Regions from separate parts of the Homo sapiens genome. Here region 1 is linked to region 2. Evidence: read pairs that join two places in POLR2A ChIA-PET (ENCODE). Cell type or tissue: K562. All regions are shown on one strand.

Region 1 (5,000 bases), 270 kb after region 2:
ATTTGGTCTTTGTTGGCATGACTATCTACTAATAGTTTTAACTTGTTTACATGCTCAACATGACCAATGTAGGAGTAACAGTATATTACGGTCAGCTGTCAATTAAAAATATTACCAGTAGAGACCACAGAATAGCTTAAGCAGACTTTTCCATTATTCATGGCTTTCCTCATTTAAAACGTTAATATTTCGAAATGGGTTTTCCATTATAATTTTATGCCCAAAGTTATTTCAATGTAATGCAGTATCATACCTCATTCCTCAGTAGTAGCACAGAGGAAAGGACATTCACACAAAATTTTACCTGTAGAGCGTACTGGAAGATTCTGGACCTTGATGCCAAAACTTTTACGGGGCTCATCTTTTTCCAGAGATGAAAGCAACTGGGAAGTGGGTGCAGGGACTGCTGCAGACTGAACTGATCGAGCTGGAGAATCATCACTTGAACTACTGCTGGAATCACTGCTGCAAAAAGGCAACAACAACAAACTTTAGTGAAAAGACAAACAGAAAATGAGCAGCATTAGAAAACTTCTTAAAATAACTAATAGGTCTAAATTTTCAGACTGGAATTTCTGGAGGCCCTGCATTCTACACATCTATCTCGTACTCTACCTTCAGAGGTGGCAGAAGACAATAAATATGCAGGAGCACAAAAGTATAATCTTCATTTACCACCACATACCACCAATGCAAGTGTTGCATTCTATTAATAACTTGAACTTTTTTTTTTCAAATGAAGTAAGACTAGTGAATTCAATTCACTTAGTGTAATAATAATAATAGTGCGTATATGGGTTTGGGATTCAGAGGTCTAGATTCAAATCTTGGATCAGACATATAGCACATGTCCGTGGACAAATCACTTAACACCTTTGAAATGGGTTTCCTATCATAATTTTATGCCTAAAGTTACCACATGGAACACAGGACTATCAGCCAACATAATGAAACTAAATGAAAATAGTATTTCTAAAATTGCATCATACCCAATTTCCCCCAATATCAAGTGTGTAAAATGAAAATAATTATAATAGTACCTATATCACAGGGTTAAGAATTAAATAAAACAGATGGGGCTCAGTGGCTCACGCCTGTAATGCCAGCACTTTAGGAGGCCAAGGCGGGTGAGGTCAAGAAACTGAGATCATCCTGGCCAACATGGTGAAAACCCGTCTCTACTAAAAATATAAAAATTAGCTGGGTGTGGTGGCGTGCGCCTGCAGTCCCAGCCACTCGGGAGGCTGAGGCAGGAGAATGGCGTGAACCTGGGAGGCAGACGTTGCAGTGAGCCAAGATCGCATCACTGCACTCCCGCCTGGGTGACAGAGCAAGACTCCATCTTAGAAAAAAAAAAAGAATTAAAGAAACGCAAAAGTTTAGAGAGTTTGGAATATGACAGGTATCCAATAAATAAAACAGGGCCGGGTGTGGTGGCTCACACCTATAATCCCAGCACTTTGGGAGGCAGAAGTGGCAGGATCGCTCGAAGCCAGGAGTTTGAGACCAGCCTGGGTAACAGAGTCAGGCCTTGTCTTTAAAACAAACAAAACAAACAAATAAATAAATAAATGAAGCAGCACTGCTCAGTTACTGTTAGTAGTAGTAGTAGTAGCACTACTACCTCATGGGTAATTTTTAGGAAAACAATACCCAAAATAATTTTCCAGGTAGGTGCAATTTTTAAATTACTGAAGGACTAATGAATAAATATTATGTAAGTTACTAGATCATGTTACTTTAGGCTTTCTTCACTGTGATAACATGGAAAGGTGAGAGTTAATGAAACTAATCTCTTCAGTTTAATAAAATCCTCAAACAGAAAGAGAGTCAACTGAAGGACAAGAAGGAAATGCTACTTACACAGTCAAATTAAGAAAAAAATACATTTAAATAAGTTTATTATGCCTTACTTCTCTATGCAAGTTCATAGAAAAAAACTTTATTATGCCTAAGAACTATGTGAGAAACATAAAATTCTCTTTTCAGTACTGGACATGCAAGACTTTTGTGGCTTGCTTTTATGGCATTCTCAAATAGGTTAATAAAAAGTTATTTACAGATTTTGCTATCTTTCTGAAATTTTGCTTCATATTCTCCCCCATGTTATAGAGGCCTCACTTTTCAAGCAAATCATTTTGAGTGGTGAATCCATCTTAAGCACACTAGCTACAGGAAAAGACCCAGGGTAGTTTCTGTCTTTGCACTAGAACTACAGCTCTCATATTCAGGACAATCACTAATCCATTCAGACAAATGAGTCCAAGTTTAGGTTGAAAAAAATTTGCTACAGACCTTTTTTTTTCTTTTGAGACACAGTCTCGCTCTGTTGTCCAGGCTGGAGTGCAGTGGTGCGATCGTGGCTCACTGCAACCTCCACCTCTTGGGTTCAAGTGATTCTCGTGCCTCCCGAGTAGCTGGGATTACAGGCACGCACCACCATGCCCAGCTATTTTTTATATTTTTAGTGGAGACAGGGTTTCACCATGTTGCCCAGGTTGGTCTCAAACTCCTGACCTCAAGTGATCCGCCCACCTCAGCCTCCCAATGTGCTGGGAATACAGGCATGAGCCAACACATCCAGCCGCTACAGCATTTTTTTAAAACTAAATAAGTTCTATGTTTTCTTATAGAAAACTAAAGATGTTTCTAGAAAACTAATAATTTACACACCATTTTTAGCTCTCACATGTTAAAGCAATAGATGAAAACTTGACTGGGTGCAGTGGCTTAGTTCCTGTAATCCCACTACTTTGAGGCAGGAGGACTGCTTGAGGCCAGGAGTTCAAAACCAGCCTGGTCAACATAGCAACACCCCATCCCCTACAAAAGAAAAATTAAAAAATTAGCTGGGCATGGTGGCACGTACCTGTAATCCCAGCTACTGGGGAGGCTGAGGCAGAGGATCACGAGCCTAGGAGTTTGAGGTTGCAGTGAGCCATGGTCATACCACTACACTCCAGCCTAGGCAACAGAGAGAGACTCTGTCTCAAAAAAAAAAAAAAAAAAAAAGATGAAAACATGCCGAGTGCAGTGGCTCACGACCGTAATCCCAGCACTCTGGGAGGCCAAGGCAGGTGAATCACTTGCGGCCAGGAGTTCGAGGCTAGCCTGGCCAACATGGTGAAACCTCATCTCTACTAGAAATACAAAAATTAGCCAGGCTTGGTGGCACATGACGTGCCTGTAATCCAAGCTACTCTGGAAGCTGAGGCATGAGAATCACTTGAACCAGGGAGGCAGAAGCTGCATTAAACTCTGATCACACCACTGCACTCCAGCCTGGACAACAGAGCGAGACTGTCTCAAAAAAAAAAAAAAAAAAAAAAAAAGGAAAGAAAGAAAAGAAAAAGAAAGCTTAATAAGGTTATCAGCACTTTCTGATAGTGGTTTGAAATGTAGGAAAATAAACCTCTGTCAGTGCAAACTACTAAGGATAAAGGCCTTGAGATAAAATCATAAGCTGTCATTGCTAGGCCCCTTATCAATGAATTAGGTTTAGCTTTCCCATCTATAAGAAGAAAAAATGTTTGCTGATCATCCAGCAAAAGCAGTGTTACAAGTATTAAGTAAATACTATCCTGAATACGATATTGTCATTGACATTAGGGTTTAATGAAATCAATCTTCTGTTTTTAGCACAGAAGGAAAAAGATACTTGTTATACATGTTAAATACTCCAAGTAATATTAATACAAGATTATTCACAAGGCCACCAGATGACAGTATAGAATATGTTATGTGACTTATCAACTTAGTCAATGGCAATAATCATAAAGTAAACATTAAGGAAAATATTTTAATTACAATACTACCAATATTATATACACCAAATTTCCTTAGCAACAGTGGTTACAGAAGTAAACAATCACGAGCAAAAGCAAAATTTACGGCTATTGAAATCATTAACAAGGGCCGAGCACGGTAGCTCATGCCTGTAATCCCAGCACTTTGGGAGGCTGAGGCAGGCAGATCACGAGGTCAAGAGATCAAGACCATCCTGGCCAACATGGTGAAACCCGGTCTCTACTAAAAATACAAAAAAATTGGCTGGGCATGGTGGCGTGCGTCTGTAGTCCCAGCTACTCGGGAGGCTGAGGCAGGAGAACTGCTTGAACCCGGGAGGTGGAGGTTGCAGTGAGCCAAGATTGCACTACTCCACTCCAGCCTGGGGACAGAGCAAGACTCCATCTCAAAAAAAGAAAAAAGAAATCATTAATAAGGCAACAAAAAGTTCTACACAAGTTTGTATTATAAAAATGAAGGCCAGGCATGGTAGCTAACACCTGTAATCCCAGCACTTTGGGAGGCCAAGGCAGATGGATCACCTGAGGTCAGGAGTTTGAGACCAGCCTGGCCAACATGGTGAAACCCCATCTCTGCTAAAAATACAAAAGTTAGCTGGGCGTGGCAGCTCATGCCTGTAATCCCAGCTACTCAGGAGGCTGAGGCAGGAGAATCGCTTGAACCCGGGAGGCGGAGGTTGCAGTGAGCCGAGATCATGCCATTGCACTCCAGCCTGGGCAACAACAGCAAAACTCCATCTTGAAAAATAAATAAAATAAAATAAAAATAAAAATAAAAATAAAAATGGAGATGGCTGGACGCAGTGGCTCACACCTGTAAGCCCAGCACTTTGGGAGGCTGAAGCAGGTAGATTACCTGAGGTCAGGAGTCTGAGACCAGCCTGGCCAACATGGTGAAATACCATCTGTACTAAAAATAGAAAATTAGCCAGGTGTGGTGGTGTGTGTGTGTAATCCCAGCTACTCCGGAGGCTGAAGCAGGAGAATCACTTGAACCCAAGAGGCAGAGGTCGCAGTGAGCCAAGGTTGCGCCATTGCACTCCAGCCTGGGCAATAAGGGCGAAACTCCGTCTCAAAAAAAAAAAAAAGAGAGAGACAAAGATAATCAATCAATGGTGATAATGCCTTTAAAATAAAGTATAAAAATAATGGCAGAAATCAGATTTATTGTAAACATTTAAACAGATTTATTAT
Region 2 (5,000 bases):
TGCCTCCCAGCACACCTGCCAGGCCCGCACCGAGCCCCATCCCACCCCCTCCCACCCCCTCACATATATTTTACACTCAGTCCCAAGATTTGTTCTGGCCTAAGCCCCACATACCCAGGCAAGAAAGAAGCTGGTCTAATAGCAGCTGCAATTGTAGAGCACACAGGGCCCCAGGGCCTGCCGCGTGCTGAGTGCATCATCTCATTCAAGCATCCCGCATCCCGAGCGACTCTAATGTCCACTTTACAGATCATGAAACTGAGGCTCCGAGGGCTTAAAACACTTGCCCAAGTCTCATGATGAGTAGAAGGTGGGATCTGAACCCAGGTTTGCTCGCCCACCATAGCTCCACACCCGGAGGTAGTGGGGAGCTTCTGGGGTATGGGGCCAGCCCCGGCACCCCAGGGCCCATGGAGGGAGTGCGGCCCACCCCTCAGGCCCAGGCTTCCGTCCCTTCCGGAGCTGAGAGAGGCAGGCCTGAGAACAGCTGATCCCCCGGGTTTTGTTCTTGGCACAAAGGCGCCCGGATCCAGGCTTAGCAGTGAATGGCGAGGGGCCCACAGCCCCCTCCCTCGGGCAGGCCTGGCAGGCTCAGCCCCTGCCTGCTTCCCCGCAGCCCATGAGCCCTCAGCTTCCTATTCAGAACCCCGGCTCGGCCACCCACAGGAGTATCAAAGGCTGGCAGATCTGTGGGGATTAAAGGAGGCAGTGAGGGGCTGAGAGCTGGGGGCACGCATATGTGACTCCCCTTTTCCGAGAACCTACTATGTGCTGGGTAGATAATAATGGGAAAGACCAGAGAGGGGAGGGGACTCGCCCAAGGTCACACAGCAAGTCAGACAGAATCAGGGTGCAAATCCAGATGGCCCTGCTCCCAGCCAAGGCCTGTTTTCATCAGACAAGTTTCTTCTGTGCTTGGGACACCCCTGTCCTGTGGCCTCTTCCTGGGATGAAGAGACAGAGAGAAAAAGACAAAGGCAGACAGAGAGAGGAGAACCTGGCCAGGCCAACACAGAGGGAGGGAGGATTCCCTGGGGGAGGCTCCTCCCCTGACTGCCTGATGGGGTTGCTGAGGGCCAGGGCTGGAAGGATGCAGGTCCTGGCCTCCCTCCCTGCCCCATCCCCCGTAAATGCCTGGTTGGCTTGAGGGGCAGAGGACGGGCAGGGTTCCCCACTTGGATGGAGCTCCAGGAAGTGGGGAGACGGAGCCCCGAGCAGGAGAACTGTGGAGCCTCCTGCACCAGGTCTGGCCCTGGCTGGTGGGAGTAGAATCTGGGAGTCCTCACCGACCTGGGGTGCAGACTTGCCCAGGGGATGGGAGAGTGCGGGTCTGGCTAGTGAGGCTCTGGGTGGATGGAGAGGAGGGCAGGCATGATGGGCACTCAGCCCCTGGGGCCTATACCTGCTGTGTGGCCTAGGGGAGGTGCAACTGCCTCTCTGGGCTTCAGCCCCATTCTAGGGCCCAGAGCCAGAAGACCCCCTGATTCTATTACAGGGGTGAGGGTCTGCTTCACGGAATCCTCACGGTGAGGCAGGCTGATGCTGAGCCCCAGACGGGCGCACTCTCGTTCAGTCCTCCCCATAAGCCCACCAGAAGGCTACCGCTATTCTCCCTTCACCTTACAGGTGAGGAAACTGAGGCTCAGAGAGGCCTTGTTCAAGTCACATGGCTGGTACAGATTTCAAAGCCTCATGACCTCACTCCATCCCCCTGCCCCAGGACACTGGGCCCTGACTCCTGGCTCCCTTCTACCTGTGGCAAGGTAACAGAGGCAGGTGTCTACCTGCCCCCCACCTGCCCCCCAGTCACAGGCACGGTGCCACGGCACCCCCCAGGAATGTTGCTGCATTCCTGTGGCAGGGGTGTGGTTGCCGTGGCTCTGTTTGCCCGAGGCCTGGGCTGTTCCTAAAGCAAGCCCTATCCCCAGGCGCTGAGTCAGCAGGCTGGGCAGCTCTGGCACTCCCAGCAGAGCCCGACCCTCACCAGGAAGGTGGTGGCAGGACCAGAGGAGGAAGCTCCATTTCCCATGAAGGAGGGAGGGGTGCCTGGGGCAGGAGTGGGACAAAGGCTGGGAGTAGTGGGGGAAGTCAGGCCCAGGGGTCCAGAGAGGGGAAGGGAGATCCCCCAGAGAAGCTGGGGAGCTGAGTGAGGATTTCAGACCTGAAGGAAGGCGACTGCTTCGCTGAGCACTGTCTGTGTGCCAGTCCCTGTGTCGCTGCTTTGTCCAGCCGCCTTATCTCATATAATAAAACTGACTCACTCTCCTCAGCCTCTGTCTTTCATAAGGGGAACCTGAGGTGTGGTTAGTTCTTCCGCAAAAGAAGGACACAGACAGGCCTGTGACGCTCAGAAAGGCGCTGTATGCCCCAGTGGGAATGGTGGGGACGCAACTCCCCCACCCCTCCTCTGCCAGGCCGGCTCTATGAGCCTGGACTCCTGCTCTGGGCCTCAGTTTCCAAGCTCTGCTGGGGTTGGCCGAGAGGAAGAGGCCCCGTGAACTCCTCCTCAGGGCTGATACCCTTCAAGTGACCTCGGCTGGCCTCACCCACTCGGGGCCAGACATTGATCTCCTAGCAATCCGAAGGTGGAGGGTGCCTCCATGCTCAGATTCCTTTTTCTTTTTTTTTTTTTTTTTTTTTGAGATGGAGTCTTGCTGTTGTTGGCCCCAGCTGGAGTGCAATGGCGTGATCCTGGCTCACTGCAACCTCCACCTCCCGGGTTCCAGCAATTCTCCTGCCTCAGCCTCCCGAGTAGCTGGGATTACAGGCGCCCACCACCACGTCCAGCTAATTTTTGTGTTTTTAGTAGAGACGGGGTTTCACCATGTTGGCTAGGCTGCTCTCGATCTCCTGACCTCATGATCTGCCTGCCTTGGCCTCCCAAAGTGCTGAGATTACAAGGGTGAGCCACCATGCCCAACCAGATTCCTTTTTCATTATGGGCCATGCCCTTGGCCTGCCGCCCTCACTCCACTCCATCCCCTGCCACTTAGAGATGCCGAGGCATAAGGCAAAGAAAGGCACACCCCAGGAGAAACAGTAGGGTGGAGGGCCCAGGGCCAGGAGGGGCTAGGGACGGAGGGGGCCTGGGTTGTTGGCCTCCTGGTGCCAGCTCTGCTCCCTTCTGGGTCTTCCCAGGAACGGAATAGGCAGGTTTGGGGCACTGGATGCCAGGTTGGGAAGACGGGTGGAGCCGGGTGGGGCATGGGGGTCAGGAGGCTGGGAGTTTCGATGGCGGGTTTTGGCGGTTTTTGATAAGAGAACCAAGGGGTGGTCAGAGTCCGTGGGAGACAGGGCTGAATGGGGTGGGGTGGGAGGGGGCAGTGATCCAATTCCTGGCCAGCCAAGCGCTTCTGCCCCACTGTCCAGGGCCTCTGCCCAAGTCTCAGGACCAGCTGCTCCCGGCCGTGGCTGCCCTTGCAGGTTTACAGTGGGGGAGACTCCAATAGATGACATGGATCTGGGGACTCGGGGCTGAGAGGCAGTGTCTGTTGTGCTAATGCCCCTCCCTCGGAGACATTCACCGTAGAGCTGCTGGACTGAGCTGAGGTCCCAGTCTGATGGGGGAAGGTCACCTCTGCCCCGGGAATATCCCACAGCCTCTGCCCTCAGGGAGCTCCTAGTCTGATAGCAGAGGCCTGGCCTCTGTCCTGCTGAAGCCTCCACTCTCATGGGGAAGCCACAGCCTCTGCCCTCTGAGGAGGGGACATATACTCCATTTCCGGAAGAGCCCTCCAGTCTGCTAGAGGAGTCACCACCTCTTATCTTCGGGAAGTTTGTGATCTGAAGGCAGAGGCGGGCAGACGTAGCACTGACTCGCAGGGCTGCCCAGGGCCTGGGCCCTTCACCTGCTGGGCCTGCTGAGGCCAACTTGGAGGTGAGGAAGGCAGGGCAGGGCAGGGCCCAGAGATCCCTACTCCTCCCAGGGATCAGCCTAGGGTCAGGCTTGGGCGAGGTCTGGCCCGGCTGCCCTGACTGGGGGGTGGTCTCTGCAGACGGGCCCCGAGGCACATTCTCAAGCTATGGCATGAGGCAGTTCTGCTGGGCAAAACAGTTATTACCGCCCGTCGCTGGCGAGACAGGGAGGGTCTATTACAGGGTTGGAGCTGCAGGCAGCCCCCCCCCCTTCACTCCACCCCACCCACCATGCACACACACCTGCACACACACACCCCCATGGGCAGACTCACTAGTTGCATGATTTTCAACGAATCCCTTCACTTCCCCATGCCTCAGTTTCTTCATCTGTAAAAGGAGGATAATAACACGGGCTTGCCTGGACACGTGACACCTGTGTATGCCAGGGCCTCCGTCCCCTACCCAGTTCCATTGCTCAGGACATACACACTGTCAGACGTGGACACATATACGACCCTGAACATTCACCTGGGAACTCACATGCAATGTGCACCCATGTCCTGGCTTGCACGCCTTCACCCAAGTGCACACACACCTGTATAAGAAGTTAGAGGGGCTGGGGGTGGCGGCTCCTGCCTGTCATCCCACCACTTAGAGATGCCGAGGCAGAAGGATTGTTTGAGCCCAGGATTTCGAGACCAGCCTGGGCAATACAGGGAGACCCTGTCTCCACAGAAACATTTTTAAGATGAGCTGGGTGTGGTGGTGCACATCTATGGTCCAAACTACTCGGGAGACTGAGGTGGGAGGTTCGCTTGAACCCGGGAGTTCAAGGCTGCAGTGAGCTGTGATGGAGCCACTGCACTCTAACCTGGGCAACAGAGTGAGACTATGTCTCCAAAGGAAAAAAAAAAAAAAGGGTGGAGGATTGGGGCAAAGACCGCAGGACCCCAAAGGGAGCTCTCATACCCCCTCCACCAGCAGCATTCTATCTCTGGGGCAGCCTCCCACATCTACAGGCTCAGTGCCCCTTCCTTGCCCCCTCTCCCGGGGAAATGCCAGGTTAACAAGGGGAGTACAAGCATGTGAGAGCCACATAGATCTGGCTTCAAATCCCAACTCTGCCCCTGAGTCTCAGTTTC

The links. ChIA-PET counts read pairs that join two places held together with the same protein. Peaks named below come from ENCODE experiments on the same cell type or tissue, not always from the same donor. Only the 100,000 strongest peaks of a DNase experiment are listed, where the experiment ranks them.
Region 1: POLR2A ChIA-PET joins it to region 2 with 6 read pairs; 2 of 35 experiments call an interaction of 5 or more read pairs at or near these places.

Annotation. Positions count from the first base shown.
Region 1 is chr1:15,904,786-15,909,785 of GRCh38, reverse strand. SPEN (spen family transcriptional repressor) reads right to left here. Exons shown (of 15, transcript NM_015001.3): 4 at 305-465. Among named protein-coding and RNA genes, the nearest start is that of SPEN-AS1, 59 kb to the right of the region's middle. RefSeq lists a silencer at 2,006-2,206. In K562, no CTCF peak of the experiment used is centred here; no DNase peak of the experiment used is centred here.
Region 2 is chr1:16,170,596-16,175,595 of GRCh38, reverse strand. No RefSeq gene overlaps it. Among named protein-coding and RNA genes, the nearest start is that of EPHA2, 17 kb to the right of the region's middle. In K562, no CTCF peak of the experiment used is centred here; DNase peaks (open chromatin) are centred at 2,285, 3,425 and 3,735.